2 separate regions of the Homo sapiens genome follow, and region 2 is linked to region 1. Evidence: chromatin loops called from intact Hi-C (ENCODE). Cell type or tissue: spleen. All regions are shown on one strand. Links, peaks and the distances in the headings refer to the core of each region. The heading gives the core; the rest is flanking DNA.

The links. Peaks named below come from ENCODE experiments on the same cell type or tissue, not always from the same donor. Only the 100,000 strongest peaks of a DNase experiment are listed, where the experiment ranks them.
Region 2: a loop joins it to region 1, with 5 times the contacts of the local background. A loop is called at or near these places in 2 of 110 quality-filtered maps.

Annotation. Positions count from the first base shown.
Region 1 is chrX:151,774,207-151,781,783 of GRCh38, reverse strand. No RefSeq gene overlaps it. Among named protein-coding and RNA genes, the nearest start is that of CNGA2, 43 kb to the right of the region's middle. In spleen, for the core only: no CTCF peak of the experiment used is centred there; DNase peaks (open chromatin) are centred at 4,423 and 4,743.
Region 2 is chrX:151,831,599-151,839,175 of GRCh38, reverse strand. No RefSeq gene overlaps it. Among named protein-coding and RNA genes, the nearest start is that of MAGEA4-AS1, 76 kb to the left of the region's middle. In spleen, for the core only: no CTCF peak of the experiment used is centred there; no DNase peak of the experiment used is centred there.

The DNA.
Region 1 (7,577 bases), core at 2,256-6,255:
TTGGGGCCTTGGAGATCAGGATAGGAAAGGTGAATTTTATTCTCCCTGCAATGGGCAGCCATGGGAGGTTGGAGCAGGGAAGTAAAGTGATTTGCATTTTAAAATCACTCTAGCTCCTGAGCCAAGAGTGGGTTGAGGGCACAGCAAGAATGGAGGCAGGGAGACCAGTTACAGAGTGGGAGTCGACTGTGGCTTTGCCAATGATGCTGTCCTATTGCTCAGCTCAGTACCGTGAGCCCTGTGAGAGGCCTCCTCTCTGGTTCCCGCCTTCTGCCAGGCCTGCTGCTGGAGCTCTGTGCATGTAAAAAGTGAGCTGCTGGCCCGGCGAGGTGGCTCACTCCTGTAATCCCAGCACTCTGGGAGACCGAGGCAGGCGGATCACGAGGCCAGCAGATCGAGACCATCCTGGCTAACATGGTGAAACCCCGTCTCTACTAAAAATACAAAAAAAATTAGGCGGGCAAGGTGGCGGGCGCCTGTAGTCCCAGCTACTTGGGAGGCTGAGGCAGGAGAATGGCGTGAACCCGGGAGGCGGAGCTTGCAGTGAGCCGAGATAATGCCACTGCAGTCCCGCCGGGGTGAAAGAGTAAGACTCCGTCTCAAAACAAAAAACAAAACACAAAAACACAAAAAAACAGTGAGCTGCTTGCTGTGACAGTTTCTCCCCTCCTCCAAGAGCCAAGAAGGCTCCTCTGGAAGCAAGAAAATAAATGAGATTGGAAGCTAAGAGCCAGAAGTCCCTCCTCCCACAGTCACTCTGGTCTTGACTTCTGCCCCCCACCCCTTGGTGTTTGCCAGAATCTCTGCCTGTTTCTGCCATATCAATTCCATTTCAGTGTTGTTGGACTACAGATGCACCAATCAGGCAACTTCTTTCCCAAATCCCTTCCAGGCAGGAAGGCCCGGGTCCCTTCTGATCTTGCCTCCTGACTGCAGTCTAGAAGAGCGTGGCCTGGCAGATTGGCCACCAGTGCCCACATGGGCAGGACCTGTGATAGATTGCCACCCCCAGTCTATGCAGGGCCTCTGTCTGACTCTCCCCACTTGGAAGGCAGGAAAGAGGCCCAGGCAGAGGCTGGGCTATGACCAAGGCCACGTTCAGAGGCGGAAGCCAAGCCAGGACCTGAGTCCAGGTTTCCAGACTCCTAACCCCATGGCTTTTTCTACCCCACTATGCCGCCAGCCCATTCCAAGAGAGAAACCAAGAGTCTGAGAATGGCTTTGGAGCAGGAAACCACAACTCTCTTGCCAAGTCCACTTTCCCATCAGAACAAACCCCTTTCATTCTCCTGCCACCTCAGCAGTGTTCCTTTCTCCTGCCTGCCTATCCAGATTTCACTCAGAGACCATTGGAAATCTGGTTAGCGCTGGATTGGGGGTTGGGAGAGGGAAGAGCTAATTCCACACTGGAGATGAACAGCTTATGACCAGCACATTTGGGCCTCTGAACTGACAATGAAAGCCCAGGTGGCATCGCTCACCATCTTCACAGTGATCTGCAGATGGATGAGGACTTCATTCAAGATCAAAAGTTAAGCAGAGACAAAAGGGAGCCAAACACCTACTTCACTCTGCTACTTATCTCTATTCTCCTTGTTATGAGGAAACTGCCTTCTCACTCCTGGGCCTCAGTTCTCCCCTCTGTAACATGAAAAGCTGGCCTAAATGATCTCTGACTGAGAACCTTCTAGTAAGGCTGCTCTGCAAACTCTGTGAGGCATGAGACTGCTGCAATGAATGAGTGGTCAACGTGGGAAGACAAGAGTCCTAGATTTCCTGGGGAAAGCAGCAGTCTCTGATTGAGAACTTACTCTGTTCCAAGCCTTGATCTGAAACCCATCTTGAGGGGAGGACAGGGTTGGGGGAGAGAGAAGAATTGAGGCAGCTGCCATTGAAGATAAATTTTAAGAAAAAAGCCAAGATGTTGAAAGAGGGCATTTAATAAATTTTGCTTGGTGATATATATCTCCCTGTCTCTCCTTGAAACCTTCAGTAAAATGCCACATTAACTGTCAAGGCATTTGCTGTTGGATTTGTTCTTTTCGAAGATTAAGCATTATGCTGAGACTGCCCTCTACAAGGGCATGGTGCCGGAGCAGGGAGGGCCCAAAGAGGCCCCGGCACATTTGAGTATAACCAGAAGAGTTTTACTAGCCTGGCCTGTCCACAGGAGGAAGGCCTGATGATCCCCCAGCTACTCCCCTGCCCCCATCTCCTTTTCCCTCATCCTGGGGCCACTAGGCCACAGAGCACCTCTGCTCAGAAAGGGTGAGAATCCTCAAAGAAGGAACAAGGCCTCGAGGTTTATTTCACAGTTCAGTAACTTGAAATGGAGGGCCCTGGGTCTCAGAGATCTAGGGAGTCGCATATAGGGTCTAAGTTTGACTTGCAAGCATATTGGCATCATTGCCACCTGGGATGGACTGAACAGTGTCCCCCGCTGCCGCCCAAATTCCTATGTTGAAGTCTTACCCACCAATGTGATGGTATTTGGAGGTGGGGCCTTTGGGAGGTAATTGGGGTTAGATGAGGTCCTGAGAGTGTGGGCCCTCATGATGGGATTAGTGTCCTTACAAGACGGGGAGTTTGTATTTCTCTCTCTCTCTCTCTCTCTCTCTCTCTCCCCCCCTCCACCCCCCAGCCCCCACCACCCCACCGAAGCATGTGAGAACACAGCAAGAAGGCAGCTGTTCTTTAAGCCCCTAAGTTTATTGTATTTTGTTATGGTAGCTCAGCAGCTCAAGCTGACAAATAAACCATTCCTGGACCCCTGAGAGGAAGCCAAAGCCTTTCCTTTCACATATATACATGTTCATCAGCAGCCCTGTGAGCAAGGCATGAAAGACACTATCAACCCCATTCCATATGGGAAGAAATTGAAGCCCAAAAAGCAACCTCACTTGACCAAGCTCCCAGAGTGAATAAGCCCAGTGTTGGGTCTCGAACCCAGTACTTTTGAGTCTAAGTCCAATATTCTAGTCCTGGTTTCTCAAAGCGTGGCCCAGGGCCCCCATCCTTCGGATGGATACTCTGCAGAGTTTCTTGAGCAAGAGGAATTGGTGGTGTATCAGGCTTCCTAAATAACATCAATTGAGGGTGAGCTCGTGAATCTGCATTTTAACCAGTTGTCCTGTGAGTCTTAGGCTTCCTAACAGCAGAGAAGCAGCCTTAGTTTCCTCTGGCTGCCATAATAAAGACTGGGGTCTTAAACAACAGAAGTGTATTTTCTCATAGTTTTGGAGGCTAGAAGTCTGAGATTAAGGTGTGGGCAGGGTTAGTTTCTCCTGAAGCATCTCTCCTTGGCTTATAAGATGGAGTCTTCTCCCTGTGTCCTCATATGGTCATCTCTATGTGTGTCTATGTCCTAATCTCTTCTTATAAGGATACCAGTCCTTTTGGATTAGGGCCCACCCATATGACCCTCTTTGAATTTAATTACCTCTGTAAAGGCCTATCTCCAAATACAGTCAACATTCTGAGATACTGGAAGTTAGGACTTCAACTTATGAATTTTGCAAGGGCAAAATTCATAACAGAAGCCTCGATGAAAATGTGATCCCCAAGTCGCACCCCCTAGTGAAGAGCAAGTCATTTCTTTTTCTCCCTCTTCCTCCCACATCTCAGTGCTCTAAAAAGAGCAACATGTTTCAGAGTGCTGGCTCCAAGTGAGCCAAGCCAGGAGGCCATGCTCCCTGTTTCTATGGTCCTAAGCCCAACCGATGCCTTTGGGGACCCTCGGGAAGCTGGGGCTTTCCCTCCCGTCCATGAGAGTGGGTTTGCCATGTGGCACAGTGGCTTGTGAAGAAAAGCCCTGCCCTCAGGTATGCAAGTCAGCTCCATCCACACGTCTTTAAGAGCCTAATTAATCCAAAACCAAGTGGAAGGTGCACTTCCAGAGGCAGAAAACACACACCCACCACTCTGGCTCAGTGCCTGCACAGTAAATATTGTGTTTTGTGCCCGGAAGCTGACAAACTCATGGAACTTGAATGAAACCATCAGGGCTTATCATTTCATGCCACCTAAAGACACCAGAGAACAAAGATGGTGTCTAGGAGGAGTGCATAGGGATGGCCCCTCATCTGTGCATCCTGTGTCTTCAGGCCACAGTTACGGGAGGGGTGGAGCACCCCAGTTTTGCCTACAAGGCCTGGCAATGGAAGCCGCAAATACTCAACCTGACAGGCCATTTCAGTGCTCCTCCTACAGCTGTACCTGACAAGCTAGCTGCGCTGAAGCCCTTGGGCCCAGAAACCTTTGCTCTCCAAGGCCCTTTACCCTCTCTGGAAAGCCCAAGCACTCTCCAAGAGACAGCTCCAATACTAGCTTCCCATGGAACTTTAGTGCCCTCTCCCCTGAACTCAGCCCCTGGCATAGAGATTCTCCATTTCTCTACTCCCTTTGACTCCCAGGCAGGGAGCTCGGTCTCAGTGGGAAACACACCCTTTGCTCTGAGACAGTCCCTGGGCAGGGGCAGTTCTGATATCTCGTGGAATCAGACTGCGACTACCCTCCCTCCATTCCACTTTCTAGTTGCCCGGGGCTGCTGTCCTGACAGTCCCATTTCCCAATGCTCTTGGACCTAAAGGCATATGTATGCACTAGCCCTGAGCATCCAGGGGGCCCAGGGATATGACACAGGCAGGGCAGTGCAGAGCAGTTTCAAAGAGCTGCTCTGCCCTGGTTTTCAGAAGCAGAATGTGGGCTTGTGCACACTGCTTGCCAGCCTGCTAGAGGGCCTCACTCTTGGGAGTGGGAGAAAGGTGGCAGGGCTGTAAGAGCCACTGAGGCAGGAAGAGGAGAGAGGACGGGAGGAAAGGAATGTGAACTCGGCTTTGTAGCAGACATGCCTGTGGGAGCAGAGGGTGGGTGGAGTGCACAGACTGGAGAGAAGGGGCACAAATGAGCACTAGAGCTGGGCCAAGGCCACTTCAGGCTTCCCGAGGCCACTCAGCTTGTTTATGTGAGCTTTTTACACAGAGGCTGTTCTGCAGACCCAGGCCCTCTTTCATCCTTGACAGTGGGAGTAGACTGCTGGGGAGATGAGGCCTCAGGGCCGGAATGCAGACCTCTTCTGCAGAGGGCCTACATTTGGCTGTAAGGGCCCAACCGAGCCAAGCCAAGCTCAGCAGGCAGGAGCTGAGCGGATTTTAGCGCCATGAAAGCAGCTGCTGCAATACTGTCCTATGAGGACAGCTGTGTTTCCCAGGCAGGGCTCGATGTCATTCCCCAGGCATCTGGTATGGGATTCGAGAGCCACCTCCATCCGGCCTTTGCCTTATTTACATGCGCATCTGTGTCCTTCACGTAGCTGAGAGCCCCTCCAGGCCAGCAAATGCATCTGATTCCTATTTCTATCACACTCGCTCCACAGCCCGCAGCCCAGAATCCAGCAATGAGTATGAGATGGCTCAATGTCAGCAAGGGATCCTAGTAATCCCAGAAACCTATGAAGATGAAGTGTGAAGTCACCACTGTAGATGTAGGTCAGGAGATCAGTAATTCTTGGATAGGCAACCTCTCCCATGGGACACAGTTTTTTTTTTGTTTGTTTTGTTTTGGTTTTTGCTGCTGCTGGAGCTAGGGCCCGTGTGAGAGCTACGTGCTTCTTAATCCAAAGGAGAAGAGCTGGCTTACTTCCTCCATCCACAAGGGATGTCCAGGGCCTTCTAAGGCAGCATTGGGCTCTCCAAATCCCCACACACCACACTGGCTTTGCAAGGCATTGTCTCTCTTTTTTCATTCTTCTCCTCCTCCTCCTTTTCCTCCCCACCTTTCTTTGCATATGTATTGACTTTCTCCATTTTACCAGCAATATATGCTCATTAGGAACACTTGAATTATTCCAAATAAGAAAAAGAAGTAGAAAATGTCATCCAATTTCCAACCACCCAAAGATAGCCACGGTTAATATTTTGAAATGTTTTATTCCAATATTTCCTCTAATCTTTCTGAGAAGTGAGGGTTTCTGTGTGTTTGCTTTATTTCTACTGCTTAGCGACAACTGACAGCCAGGTGAGGAGGAGGGAGCAGAATGAGACAATGTAAATGTCAGGAGAGCGGCAATTAGGTCCCAGCTGCACTACTGATGTGCTCTGCAAGGTTGGGCATGCACTGACCCTCCCTGGGCTTCAGTTTTCCCATCTATATAATGGGGTATTGGATTAGATAAGTTCAGAGGCTTCTTCCAGCTTGATGATTCTTTGAATTCATCAAGGAGGAGGGAAGGCTTCAAGGAGAAATTGTTACTTGAGCTGAGATTTTAAAAGCTTTGTTAATAGGTTTGGAAGAGGGTATTCTAAGTTAACCCTGTTAATAGATTTGGAAGATAGCATTCTAAGTGGAAGAGAAGGCAGATGCAAAAACAAAAAGCCTGGAAGATAAAAGCTGTCCTTGGGGGAGAGCCTCTGTAGGCTTGAGGATGTGAGAAATGTCAATGGGAGATGCAGCTAGGACCAGACACCAGATACCTGGAATCCTTTACGTTGAAGGCCCTTTGGATCTAAGATGGGTCCTAAGCAGAGAGTGTTTGTGAGCCTGTCATGTAGAGAGTGGCAGTTGAGAGACGAGCAGGGGGACAGTGCCAGCTCTTGCTCATCCAGGTGTGAGATCTCAGACCTGCCATCTGGCCTTGCTGGCCACGCTGAGATGGCAGTCTGTAGGATCAAGGAATGCTAGAGCCAGGAGCCTATGTTCACCATCAATTGCAAGCATGGCACAAATCTGAGGGTAAAGGATTCAAAGAACCTTGAATGAGAGAGAAGGAGCAGAAGCGCCGGCAAGAAAGCAATTTGGATAAAAAGAAATACTGTAAAAAGAGTGAGATGATTACCTAAACACAGAGTTTGGATCTTCCTGCCATCTCCACCAGCCTTGTCCATGAAAGTCCGAAGCTAATCTGAACATGATGGCAGATAGAGGTGAAGATGTTTAGAGAAATCGTCAGACTTCCTAGGAAGGAAAATGGCTGGGGAGAAGGATGTGGGCATTCATTCACCTACATATTCACCGACTGTCTCCATGGGCCCACTGAGAGGCAAGCCCTGTGCGAGGGTGTCAGCCAAGCTCTTGACCCTCTCAGCCAAAATTTCAATCTGCAAGATGCACATATCAGAAACAGTGGAGTACTGCCCAGTACTTTGTCCCAAGTTAAATAAACTTGGAGGAAATCATGGTGCTTGGGTTGCTGCCTCATGGTCCAAATAGCTTGGCTTCTCACAAATGTTACTAACTGCATTGAAGAAAATGTAGCCTGCATTTCCATTTATCCATAAGACTATTATCACAAAATACAATGCAAGAATTTCAAGATTGAACTGGAATTTGAAAGCCACTTACTCCAGAACCGTTATGACCCTGATTTAAACAGGTTAACACAAATATATATTAGTCTTGGTGTTTCTAAAGAGACAGTTTTCCAAATGCAAGTGGACAAATAAAGGTAGCGCTCCACTCACAAACCTTCTACTATTTTCCACCAAGCAAATTACATAGCCGGGCTTGAGTAGAACGTCCTGTGGAGTTGTGTGTGGTAGCCTTAAGGCCTTCCAGAAGTTTTGTATCAAGTTATATTCCCA
Region 2 (7,577 bases), core at 2,438-6,437, 57 kb before region 1:
ATAAAGAGATGCTGGATTTTATCTAATTTTTTGCATTTATTGAAATGATCATATGGTTTTTGTTTTTAGTTCTGTTAATGTGATGTATCACATTTATTGACTTATGTATATTAAGCCATTCCTGCATCCCTGGGGTGAAACCCACTTGATTGTGGTGAATAATCTTTTCGATGCGCTGTTGGATTCAGTTTGCTAGTATTTTTGTCAAGGATTTTTGCATCTATGTTCATCAGGGATATTGTTCTGTAGTTTTTGTTGTTGTTGTTATATCCTTTCCTACTTTTGGTATTAAGGTGATACTGGCATTATAGAATGAGTTGGGAAGGAATCCCTCTTTCTCAATCTTTTGAAATACTTTCTGTAGAATTGGTACCAATTACTTGAAAGTTTGGTAGAATTTGGCTACAAATCCATCAGGCCCTGGGCTATTTTTTTTGTTGGCAATTTTTAAATTATTGATTTAATCTCACTGCTACTTATTGTTCTGTTCAGGATTTCTACTTCTTCCTGTAGTAATCCATTTTAAATTCAGTTTTGTGTAGAGTGTGAAGGAGGTGACTGAAGTTCATTTTTATCTATATAGCTATCCAGTTGTGTTAGCATTATTTGTCGAAAAAAATTCTTTTCCTGCACTAAATTGCTTTGAGAATGATATAGAATAAAATCAAATGACCATGTAGTATGGGCTTATTTCTGTACTCTTAATTCTGTTCCATTAGTTTGTTTGTTAATCTTTATGCCAGTATCACACTTTTATGATCATTATAGCCATTTTAGTAATTCTATAGGTCAGGTCATGTAACTACTCCAAATTTGTTTTTATCAAGATTCCTATATACATGCAACAGTTTTTGTCTTTTCATACGTATTTTAGAATCAGCTTGTCATTTCTATACAAAAATTATGATGGAATTTTGACTGGGATTGCACTGAGTTTATAAATCAATTTGGGTAAAATTGATATTTTAACAATATTGAGTATTCTATTCCATAAAATGGTCCATACCTCCAATTATTTAGTCTTCAGAAATGTTTTGTCATTTTTCAGAATAGAGGTCTTATATATATTATTTTGTTAAACTGATTCCTATTTTGGTTTTGATGCTACAATAAATGAAATTTTCAATTTTTCTTTTTGTGTATTAATTTTATATTTAGTGATATTGCTAAATTCACTTGTTATTTAGAGGAGATGCCTTTTAGATTCCTTAGTATTTTCCACATTAAAAGTTTTGCTGTCTGCAAATACGGACAGTTTTACTTCTTCTTTTCCAAATATTTTGACTTTTCTTTTAAAATTTTTTTCAAATTTCACTGGCTATAACTGCCACTACAATATTGTATGAAAATGGTGAGCATGGGCATCTTTTCTTTTTCCTTATCTTACATTGAAAGCATTCAATATTTCACCATAAATATGATGCTAGCTGTAAGATTTTCATTGTGCCTTTTGTCAGATGTAGTATGATCTTATGAATACAAGTTTGCTGAGAGTTTTTATAAAAGAAGATTGTTGAATTTTGTCAAATACTTTCTCTGTCTATTGAAATGATCATTGTTACTTTTTCCTTCTAACACAGTGAATTATATTGATTACTTTTCAAGTGTTTAATCAATCTTGCATTTCAAGGAGAAACCATGCTTGATTATTATGTTATCATATATATATGTATATACATATATATGCATACACACATATACAGATCTGATTAAATTAACATTTGGTAAGTATTTCAAAATCAATATTCATGAGGAATATTGTTTTGTAACTCTTTGTAATACCTTTTGTTATATTTTGGTACTAAGGTTATGCTGGTTTGATAAAACAAGTCTGGAATTTTCCCTCTTCCTCTATGTTCTGATGCAGTCTGTGTAAGATAGGTGTCATTTCTTTCTTAAATGATTAATTGTATTTACCAGTGAAACGATCTGGACTTGAAGATTGTTTGCATGAATGTATTTGATAATTAATTTGATTACTTTATTAGATATAGACCTATGCAGATTTAATATACTGTCTTATGTCGGTTTTGGTAAGTTGTATTCTTTAATTAATTTGTCTATGTCTTGTAAGTTTTCAAATTATTGTTGACATAAGTTTGTTCATGAGTTTTATTAACTTGTTATGTCTTTTAGACATAAAAAAGGCTAATTGGACATGTAGTGATAAACTCATTTTCACCCTTGATATTAGTAAATTGTTTTCTTTCCCTAAGTAATTGTCTAAGTAGAAATTAATCAATTTTATTGATATGTTTAAAGAATAAATTTTAGTTTGGTTCATTTTCTCGACTGTTTTTCTTTTTGTGTCCTTTCTTCTGCTTACTTCGGGTTTACTTTATTATTTAGTTTCTTTATAATAAATTAATAGATTGTATTTTGTCTTTTCATTTTTAATATAAGCATAATGCTATAAATTTCTCTGAAGCACTGCTTTATCTACATTACTCAAATTTCGATATCTTGCATATCATTATCATTCCGAATTCAAAATTCAGAATTCAAAATAAATTATAATTCTTTTTGTGATTTTAAAATGCCTTTTCATGTTATTCATATGATCTATATGTTTACTAAGTTTTTTCTCCAGTTATTCTCACAATTGTTGAGATAGGACTGTTAAAACCTTCAAAAATGATTGTAAATATGTCTATTTTCTTCTTTTAACTTTGTTGATTTCTGCTCCATGTATTTTTAATCTCTTTTATTAAATGCATATGTATTTATGATCGTTATGTCTTTCTCATACATTGGCCCTTTTATCATTATGAAACATTACGGTTTATCTCTCATGATACTCTTTTTATTGAAGTTTATTTTGCTAATGTAATAGCAATGCCATCCTTCCTTTGGTAACTTTGTGCAAGATGTATCTTTATCTCTTTACATTTAAAATTCATCTCTTATAGATAGTATATAGTAGGATATTGCTTATATACAAGTCTAGCAATCTCTGCCTTTTAATTCAAGCATCCTCTGATTAACATTTAATGTAATTATTGACATATTTAATCGTTTTTGTTTCAGTGTCTCTTCTATTTTTTCCCCTTATGTTCCTCCTTTCTTGTATTTTTTTTGGCTTAGTTACTTTTCTGCTTTCATTTTATCCATTGCCCATTTACGTACAACTGTCTTTATGTTACTTTTTTTACATTCATAAACTTTATTTTTAAATCAGTTTTAGATTCATGGAAAAATTGACAGGAAAATACAGAGATATTCCATCTACTCCCTGCCTCCACAAATGCATAGCCTCTCCCATTATCTACATCTTCTATCATAGTGGCACAGTTGTTATAATTAATGAACCTACATTAACACATTATTGTTACTCAAAGTCCATAGCTTACATTAGCATTCACTCTTGGTGTTGTACATTCTGTGAGTTTTGACAAATGCATAATGACATGTAGCCGCCATTTTAGTATCACACCACCATCATAGTATCACACAGAGTATTTTCACCGCCCTAAAATCCTCTATGCTCCACTTATTCATTTATCCTTCCCCCTAATTCTTAGCAAACACTGATCATTTTACTGTATACGTTTTTGCCTTTTCCAGAATGTCATATAGTTGGAGTCATACAGTATATTGCTTTTTCAAATTGGCTTCTTTCACTTAATTTCATCCATATCTTTTCATGACTTGGTAGCTCACATCTTTTTAGTGCTAAATAATAGCTCATTATCTGGATGTACCAGTTTGTTTATCCATTCACTTACTAAAGGTCATCTTAGCTGCATCCGAGTTTTAGAAATTATCAATAAAGCTGCTATAAATATCTATGTGCAGGTTTTGTGTGGACATAAGTCTTCTATTTACTTGGATAAATGCTAGGAACACAATTGCTTGATTGTATGGTAAGCACATGTTTATTTTTGTAAGAAACTGCTTAACTGTCTTCCGAAGTGGCTGTTCCATTTTGCATTTCCATCAGCAACTAATGAGAGTTCCTATTGCTCTACATCCTTGCCAGCATTTTGTATTGCCAGTGTTTTAGATCGGCCACTCTAAAAGGTATAGTGGTATCACATTATCATTCTGATTTAAAACTTCCTAATGACATATGATGTTGAGCGTCTTTTCATATGCTTACTTGTCATTCATATATTTTTTGGTAAAGTGTCTGTTTGGGTCTTTTGCCCATTTTAAAAAATTGGGTTGTTCATTTTCATATTGTTGAATTTTATGAAATCTTATTATATTTTGAATAACAATACTTTATCATATATATCTTTTGCAAATATTGTCACTCAATCTGTGCTTTGTCTTCTTATTCTTTCAGCATTGTCTTTCACAGAGCAGAAGTTTTTCATTTTCATGAAGTTCAGCTTATCAACTAGGTTTTTCATGTATCATGCCTTTGGCGTTGTGTCTAAAATATCATCTCCATATCTGAGGTCATCTAGGTTTTCCCCTGTTATCTTCTAGGAATTTTATAGTTTTGAATTTTACTGTCTGTGATTAATCTTGATTGAATTTTGTGATGGATGTAATTTCTGTGTCGAGATTCATTTTTTTCTCCTTGTAGATGTCCAGTTCTTCTACCAATATTTATTGAAAAGACTCTTTTCTCCATTGTATTGCCTTTGTTTTTCTGTCAAAAATCAGCTGAGTAGAGTTATGTGGGTCTATTATTGACCCTCTGTTCTTTTCCGCTGATCCATTTGTCTACTCTTTTATCATACTATGCTGCCTTGATTACTGTAGATTTATGGTAAGTCTTGAAGTCAGGTAGTGTCAGTCCTCTGACTTTGTTCATCTCCCTGAATATTGAGTTGACTATTCTGTGTTTTTTGCCTCTCCATATAAACTTTAGAATCAGTTTTTGTGAGCAACAAAATAAGATGCTGGGATTTTTATTGGGATTGCATCGAAATTATAGATTAAGTTGTGAACAACTGACATCTTGACAATATTGAGTTATGTTATCCATGAACATAAAATCTCCTCCATTTATTTAGTTCTTCTTTGACATCTTTCATCAGAGTTTTGCAGTTTTCCTTACATGCTGTACGTATTTTGCCAGATTTATATCTAAGTATTTCATTTTTAGGAAGTTCTGTGTTTTTTATTCAAATTCTACTTGTTCATTGCTGGTATATAGGAAAACAACTGACTTTGGCATATTAACTTTGCATCCTGCAACCTCACTGTAATTACTTATTAGCTTCAGGAGGTTTTGTTGTTGTTGATTCTTTCAGATTTTCTACATAGGTAATCATATCATTTATGAAGAAATAAATTTTTATTTCTTTCTTCCCAATCTATATATCTTTGGTTTCATTTTCTTATCTTATTGCATTTGATAGGACTTCCAGTATAATGTTGAAATGCTGTAGTGAGAGGAGACATCCTTGCCTTTTTCTTGATCTTAGTGGGAAAGCTTCTAGTTTCTCACCATGAGGTATGTTAGCTGTAGGTTTCCTGTAGATGTTCTTTATTAAGTTGAGGATTGCCCCTTCTATTCCAGGTTTTCTGAGAGTTCTCATCATAAATGGATGCTGGATTCTGTCAAATACTTTTTCTGTATCCATTAATATGACCATATGATTTTTTTCTTCTTTAGCCTATTGATGTAGTGGATTACATTAACTTATTTCTATTGTTGAAACAACCTTGCATACCTGAAGCAAATCCCACTTGGCTGTGATGTACAATTCTTTTTTATACATTGCTGGATTCCATTTATTAATATAAATATCTGTTGAGGATTTTTGCATTTATATTAATGAAAGGTATTGGTTTGAAGTTTTATTTTCTTATAATGCCTTTGTCTGGTTTTGGTATTAGGGTAATACTGGTCTCATAGAATGAGTTACGGAATATTCCCTCTGCCTTTGTCTTCTGAAAGAGATTGTAAAGCATAGGTATAATTTCTTTCTTAAATATCTAGTAGAATCCACCAGTGAGAACTCATCTGAGCCTGGTGCTTTCTGTTTTGTAAGGTTAGGAATCATTGATTCAATTTTTCAATAGATATAGGCCTATTCAGATTGTTATTTGTATTACTTTTTAATGTTACTCTAAGTGCTTAATATACGCCCCTAATTTTTCGTGGTTTAGTTAGAGTTAGTGCTCTACACAAAATACTGTCACACAAAATGTAAAAATCTTGCAACTGAATTGGTCCATTCACTTCACCACCCTTCCTGCTATAGTTTTCATACCCACACGCACACACACGCACACATATATGTACTACATGCTATATATGTTATATGATACATATATATGCTATACATATGCTATATGCTACATATGTTTGTGAAACAAGAGGGGGGAAATTGATTTTTCAAATTTTCCCATGTATTTAACTTTTCTTATGTTATTCTTTTGAGTCCGGATTTATCTCACCCCAATTTAACAAATCTGCCTTCTCCCAGATTTGTTAAACATTAGAGTCACCTGAGGAAGGTTTTGTAAAAGCAGGTGCCTAGTGCCAGGACAGTACTGTTCATAGGTGAGGCTTAAGCATGGGCCTTTGCAAGATGCTCCCAACATTACCTGATGTACAACCAGGGCCAAGCAGGCCCAAGCGCCTCCTGAGCTGCCAAATAGCATGACAAATATCCTGGGGCTGGCTCGCTGTTTTATCCTGTTCCCACCTCATGTGTTATCAAGCTATTGGCCTTATATTATCTGATTATGAGTGCCTTTCTTATCTCTCCTAAAATGTCCTTCTTCAAACTTCAAAATCTTCTCCTAACTCATGAATGTTGGCATTAGAAGACAAATTTGGTCATTCTTTCTTATAGCCTCTATCTTGCCATTTGACTCTTCCTATGATGTATCTTTAGGTTCTCCAGCACTGTCTACCCATCCCAAAAAACTCTTTCATTCATTCTTTACAAAAAGTATGTGTTACTTCTAAACTTCACCCTTATGGATATCACAGTGACATGAGAGGCATGTAGCAATGTAGGAAACAGTGTGCTTTCTTGAGTCAAGTGGTCTCAGTTCAAAATTCATCTTGACTCCTGATGAAATTCATGATAATAGACAAGCAATTTAACTTTCTGTCTCTCAGTTTCCTCACATGTAAAATAGGGATAATAGTAATTCCAACCCATAAAGTTTTAGAGAAATTTGATATGCATTGTTTAGCACAATACGTGACACTAAGAAAGTTCAAATCAATCAATAACAGCTGGTTATTGCCATTATTATGACAGAAATGGTCTCTGTTCTCTACAGAGCTTACTAGGCCAGTACTAACCTAAGTGTGGTCCAGAGAGTGCTACTTATCCTTGATGGGACAGGGAGCTTGTAACAGAATGTAAACCAAATCATCACTAAGCACGCTGTTTAATACAGTTGACGTTTATTTTCTTTTTTATTTATTTATTTTTTGGAGTCTTGCTCTGTTGTCAGGCTGAAGTGCAGTGGCACAATCTCAGCTCACGGCAACCTCCGCCTCCCAGGTTCAAGCAATTCTCCTGCCTCAGCCTCCCGAGTAGCTGGAACTACAGGCACATGCCACCACGCCCAGCTAAGTTTTGTATTTTTAGTAGAGATGGGGTTTTATCATGTTGGCCAGGATGGTCTCGATGCCTTGACCTCATGATCCACCT